2 separate regions of the Homo sapiens genome follow, and region 1 is linked to region 2. A link is a loop called in an ENCODE intact Hi-C map of the cell type or tissue named here. Cell type or tissue: endothelial cell of umbilical vein. All regions are shown on one strand. Links, peaks and the distances in the headings refer to the core of each region. The heading gives the core; the rest is flanking DNA.

Region 1 (2,921 bases), core at 289-2,788, 69 kb after region 2:
GCAAATAACATTTTTTGTAGATTCTGCCAAATTACTTTTCAAAAATGTTGTCCCAATTAATGTCCACCAACAATGCAATAAAGTGCCTGCTAATTTATTTTTGCTAGTAGAACGGACCAAAAAAAGTTGTAATTTGTGTTTCCTTGGCCATTTGTAAAGTTGAGCATCTTTTGTGTGCTGATTGTCCATTTCTATTTCTTCTTTTGTGATTGCCAATCATTGTATTTTGGGTTGCTCGTCTTTTCCTTTTAATTCATAATAATTACATATATTTGGAATATTATTAGGAATACTAACCCTCACTCTGTTCTATCTGTATAAAACTTTTTTCTCTCTGCTTCTCACCTGTCAGTTGCACTCACATGGCAACAGGCATTTACCCAGAGGTGCACGTGTGCACACAGACCTTTATTTGTTTGTTTTAAATTTTTAAGTTCAGGGTACAGGTGCAGGTTTCTTACATAGGTAAACTTGTGTCATGGGAGTTTGTTGTACAGATTATTTCCTCACCCAGGCATTAAGCCTAGGACCCATTGGTTATTTTTCCTGATCTTCTCCCTCCTCCCACCCTCCACCCTCTGAAAGGTCCCAGTGTGTGTCCTCCTCTATGTGCCCATGTGTTCTCATCATTTAGCTCCCACTTATAAGTGAGAACATTTGGGATTTGGTTGTCTGTTCCTGGGTTAGTTTGCTAAGGATTATGGCCTCCAGCTCCATCCATGTTCCTGCAAAGGACATGATCTCATTCTTTTTCATGGCTGCATAGTATTCCAGGGTGTATATGTATCACGTTTTCTTTATCCAGTCTATCATCGATGGGCATTTAGGTTGATTCTATGTCTTTACTATTGTGAATAGTGCTGCAATGAACATACATAGCACACAGACCTTTATAAAGGCAGAGTGGCGGTTTGCTGTGTTAGAAGTTGGGAAAAGGCATAGGCTTGGCCTCTGGTTTTAGCAAGCTGGTTTGCCAGCCCCCGCTTCTGGCATGCTTGGGAGGCTGTTTTGGGCAGGATTATTTACCCTTCACTGCCTCATTGTTTTCAGCGGGCCCGAAAGCATTGACCATATCCTTATTTTCAAGGATTTTTATGACTATATTTTGCCCTGGATTCTATCCAGGACATCCCTGGCTTTCAGAATCATTTTTCTTTTGTCTTTCTCTAGACTGAAGTGGAAAACTATTTAGAGTTACCCTTGGGCAGGCCCTGGGGAATCAGATACTGGCCGGAAGGCTGCCAGAGGCCAGGGGACTCAGGGGCTCTGGAATGTCCTGCTGTTCCCTGTTTCCTGCCCCTCACTGCCTGGCACGCATAGCGGAGAGCTGGAGGGGCTCAGAGGACAGGTGTTTCCTCCCCTGTATGGCATGTGTCTCCTTCCAGGACAGGGCTCTCTCACTTTCCTGTCACCTGGCTCATTGACGCTAACCAGGGGGAGATACAGTGAGTCAGTGATGAGTTACTCGCAATACATATATAGTTTTAATTGGCATGCGCTTTTCTTCATTTCAAAGAAAGAATGAGAAATGGATACATGGTAACCCTTCTGGAACATTTTTTTTAATTCAAATTTAAAGTTGTAAAAATAGTACAAGAACATCCATATATTCTTTACTCAGATATACTTATTCACATTTTACTCCATTAGTTTTAGTATATATGTTTTATTATACTTATTATTATTATCTCCCTTCCTCCCCCCCCCCCTTTTCTTTCTCTCGTCTCTCCCTTCTTGTTTCTCCCTCTTTCTCTTACTCCTATTTGAAGGTAAGTCATATTCATCACGGTCTTTGACTCCTAAATATTTCAGTGTATATTTCTTAAGAGTAGGGACACAGTTATCAACTTCAGTAAATTTAACACGATGCCATACTTTTTTGTTTGTTTGTTTGTTTTTGAGACAGGGCCTCACTCTGTTGTCCAGGCTGGAGTGCAGTGCTTTGAACAAGGCTCACTGTAGCCTTGACTTCCTGGGCTCAATCCATCCTCCTACCTCAGCCTTCCAAGTAGCTGGGACCACAGGCACAAGCCACCTCGTCTGGCTAATTTAATATATATATTTTTTTTGTAGAGACAGGGTCTCACTATGTTGTCCAGGCTGGTCTTGAACTCCTAGGATCAAGGGATCCTCCTGCCTCAGCCTCCTAAAGTGGTGGGATTACAGGAGGGAGCTACAGCACCTGGCTGATACCATACTTTTATCTAATATATTGTTTGTATTCCAGTCATGTTAATGGATGAAATAATGTTTTTCATTTCATAGCAATTTCCCTTTCCCTCTCCCCCAGTGCGGGATTCAGCCTGTGGTCCATATTGAATTTAGTCATGTTTCTATAGCCTCCTTTAATCTGGAACGTTTCCTTAGTCTTTGTCTTTCATGACAATTTACAGTTTTGAATAATATAGTATCCCTTTTTTCTAATAGAATGTTCCTCATTTGGGATGTCAGCCTAAATAACGAACAGAGAAAAAAGATATTTGTGAGGGAATAGAGCCAGCCGTGGGAATATGCATGCCATAGTAAACCACATGAGTATTTAAGGAGGTAAAGAAACACAAAGGTTTTCAGCTGGGTGCGCTGGCTCACGCCTGTAATACCAGCACTTTGGGAGGCCAAGGTGGGTGGATCATTTGAGGTCAGGAGTTCAAGACCAGCCTGGCCAACATGGTGAAACCCCGTCACTACTCAAAATACAAAAATTAGCCAGGCATGATGGCATGCGCCTGTAGTCCCAGCTACCCGGGAGGCTGAGGCAGGAGAATTGCTTGAACCCAGGAGGTGGAGGTTGCAGTGAGCTGAGATCGTGCCACTGCACTACAGCCTGGGTGATAGAGTGATACTCTGTCTCAAAAAAAAAAAAAAAAAAAAAAAGAAAGAAAGAAACACAAAGGTTTTTTAGAGGAAAAGAGGAAAATAAT
Region 2 (2,921 bases), core at 121-2,620:
CTGTAATCACATGAGCGCAAAAGGAACATATCAACAGTCATAATTTATATTATTTACGTATTTCCAGCAATACATCTTACCCATTTTATGCTGATTGGTTGGATTTCCCAGTGCTTATTACGAATGCATCAGGAAGTCTTAACAATTGGCATCAGCAGGATTCTTTATAATGGTTGAATTCTCATCATAGTTTGATTTTTGTTTGTGTTTTTGTTTGTGTTCTTTTTGTTTGTTTTTAAATACTTTTAGCCCTGGCTTGAAAAACAGTCCAATTGATGAAAGTGAGGTGCAAACAGCAACTGATAGTCCCTCTGTTAAACCTAATGAGCTTGAAGAAGAAAGTACTCCCAGCATTCAAACAGAAACTTTGGTACAGCAGGAAGAGCCTTGTGAGGAAGAAGCTGAAAAAGCAACATGTGATTCTGACTTTGCTGTTGAAACTTTGGAGCTTGAAACTCAAGGAGAGGAGGTCAAAGAAGAAATTCCTCTTGTAGCATCCGCTTCAGTCAGTATTGAACAATTCACTGAAAATGCCGAGGAGTGTGCTTTAAATCAGCAGATGTTTAACAGTGACTTGGAGAAGAAAGGGGCAGAAATTATTAACCCTAAAACAGCATTGTTACCATCTGACAGTGTGTTTGCAGAAGAAAGGAACCTCAAAGGAATTCTAGAAGAATCTCCATCTGAAGCAGAAGATTTCATTTCTGGAATTACACAGACTATGGTAGAAGCTGTAGCTGAAGTAGAAAAAAATGAAACTGTTTCGGAAATATTGCCATCAACTTGTATTGTGACGTTAGTACCAGGAATTCCCACTGGGGATGAGAAGACAGTGGACAAAAAGAATATTTCTGAAAAAAAAGGTAACATGGATGAAAAGGAGGAGAAGGAATTTAATACTAAGGAAACCAGAATGGATCTTCAAATAGGAACAGAGAAGGCTGAAAAGAATGAAGGTAGGATGGATGCAGAAAAGGTGGAAAAGATGGCAGCAATGAAAGAAAAGCCTGCAGAAAACACTTTATTCAAGGCATACCCAAATAAAGGAGTGGGTCAGGCTAATAAGCCTGATGAAACTAGTAAAACTAGTATTCTGGCTGTATCAGATGTATCTAGCAGTAAACCAAGCATCAAGGCTGTTATAGTCTCTTCTCCTAAGGCAAAAGCTACAGTTTCAAAAACTGAAAATCAGAAAAGTTTTCCAAAATCTGTGCCCAGAGATCAAATAAATGCTGAAAAGAAACTTTCAGCCAAGGAATTTGGTCTGCTTAAACCCACAAGTGCCAGGTCAGGCTTGGCAGAAAGCAGCAGTAAATTCAAACCTACTCAGAGCAGTCTTACCAGAGGAGGCAGTGGAAGGATCTCAGCCCTGCAAGGCAAGCTTTCTAAACTGGATTACAGAGATATAACAAAACAATCTCAGGAAACAGAGGCTAGACCTTCCATCATGAAACGGGATGACAGCAACAATAAGGTGAGGAGGGTAGGAAGAATGGCACAGTGTGTCTTTGAAGTGATTAGCTCCGCTGCTGTAGCTATGTAGTAGGAGATGTAATTTTGTTTCATACTTTCATCTCCTCACTCTACCCCGGAAGCTCCCATTTCCTTTTCTTAAATGATTCCATTGTTTAAGCCAGTAGACATTCAGAGTATTAAACTCAAGTTCATAATTTATTGACATGTTTGAAAAGCATTATTTGGATACAATTTGGAAATAACTGTGGTTTAAAAAAAAAAAAAAAAAGTCTGCAGTGAATCTCCTAAGGTGATTTACCACTCTGCTTCTGAATGGGAAACTGTTTCCTCTCTTAAATTGAAGCTTCCTTTATCAGGTCACTGATTGCCTAACTAGACATTGTGGGACGAAAAGATCAGTAAAACTGAATTTAACTACAACTTGTACAGACTGTGCCTATACTGTTTAGTGACTGTTGACTTAGTTTTGTATACATGTTAAATAATTTGCATAATTGACTGTATTTGGGTAATGTTTACTGTTTTTTTTTGTTTTTTGTTTTTTTTTCCAGAACATTAATAATATGGTTGTAAATTCCGTTTTTCTGTATTTCTTATTTACTATTTCAGACTTTGGCTGAGCAAAACACTAAGAATCCTAAAAGCACTACTGGTAGAAGTTCCAAATCTAAAGAGGTAAAAAATAGATCACAGACCCTAACCCTTCTTTTTCATCTCCATAGCACAGTTCATCTATCTTATAACTTGTGCCTGCCTTAACAATGTTAGTGACTAAGAGTTTAGAGCAAGGGATAGGAATGAGATGTTTTGTTTTTAACTTATCTCTAATCCTACCATTAATTTACTTTTTGACCTTGAGCTAGTCTAAACACCTTGTGTTTTCTTGAGGCGGGGGGAGCGGGCAAAATGTTATATGGGGACAGAAAGAGAGTAGAGTAGGGCAATACCTCCAATCTCATATTGACAGGAATAGGTTGTAGACACAGAAAAAAAATTTATATATGTGAAAGAGACTGACATTTGACTTGAGTCATCCTCATTTTGTTAAAACAGGTTATCCTTTTGGCTCTAATTTAACCTTAAGTGGATGGTCTCTAAGATTAACTTTACTGGTACCAAGTTCTGTTGTCAAACATATTTTATATTTGGTTGTTATTTTAGGTTTTTACCATTCATAGAATTTTTTTCAGTCATTTTACTTTTCTTACCTGGTAGGGGATAGATTTGGGCCTATGTTGTTGGGGCAAGGAGAAATGTTACTAGTTTTAAGCAGAAATAAGGATTATGGCTACTAAAGCAGAAATAAGGATTATGGCTACTAAAGCAGAAGTAAGGATTGTGGCTACTTCAGTTTGCTTTGTTAATTTGATAGTACAATCGCTTGTAGATATTCTCCCTAGAAATTACAGGGTACATATTCTAATGTCGTTATTATATATAATAGC

The links. A loop is a pair of places that touch in the nucleus more often than their neighbours do. Peaks named below come from ENCODE experiments on the same cell type or tissue, not always from the same donor. Only the 100,000 strongest peaks of a DNase experiment are listed, where the experiment ranks them.
Region 1: a loop joins it to region 2, with 8 times the contacts of the local background. A loop is called at or near these places in 2 of 110 quality-filtered maps.

Annotation. Positions count from the first base shown.
Region 1 is chr2:71,491,001-71,493,921 of GRCh38, forward strand. All of the region lies in intron 3 of DYSF (dysferlin), which reads left to right. Among named protein-coding and RNA genes, the nearest start is that of DYSF, 26 kb to the left of the region's middle. RefSeq lists an enhancer at 1-2,921. In endothelial cell of umbilical vein, for the core only: no CTCF peak of the experiment used is centred there; a DNase peak (open chromatin) is centred at 1,371; H3K27ac peaks cover 2,268 bases.
Region 2 is chr2:71,422,565-71,425,485 of GRCh38, forward strand. It overlaps ZNF638 (zinc finger protein 638), which reads left to right. Exons shown (of 28, transcript NM_014497.5): 22 at 250-1,474; 23 at 2,086-2,151. Among named protein-coding and RNA genes, the nearest start is that of DYSF, 43 kb to the right of the region's middle. RefSeq lists a silencer at 1,355-1,649. In endothelial cell of umbilical vein, for the core only: no CTCF peak of the experiment used is centred there; DNase peaks (open chromatin) are centred at 407 and 1,457; H3K27ac peaks cover 2,418 bases.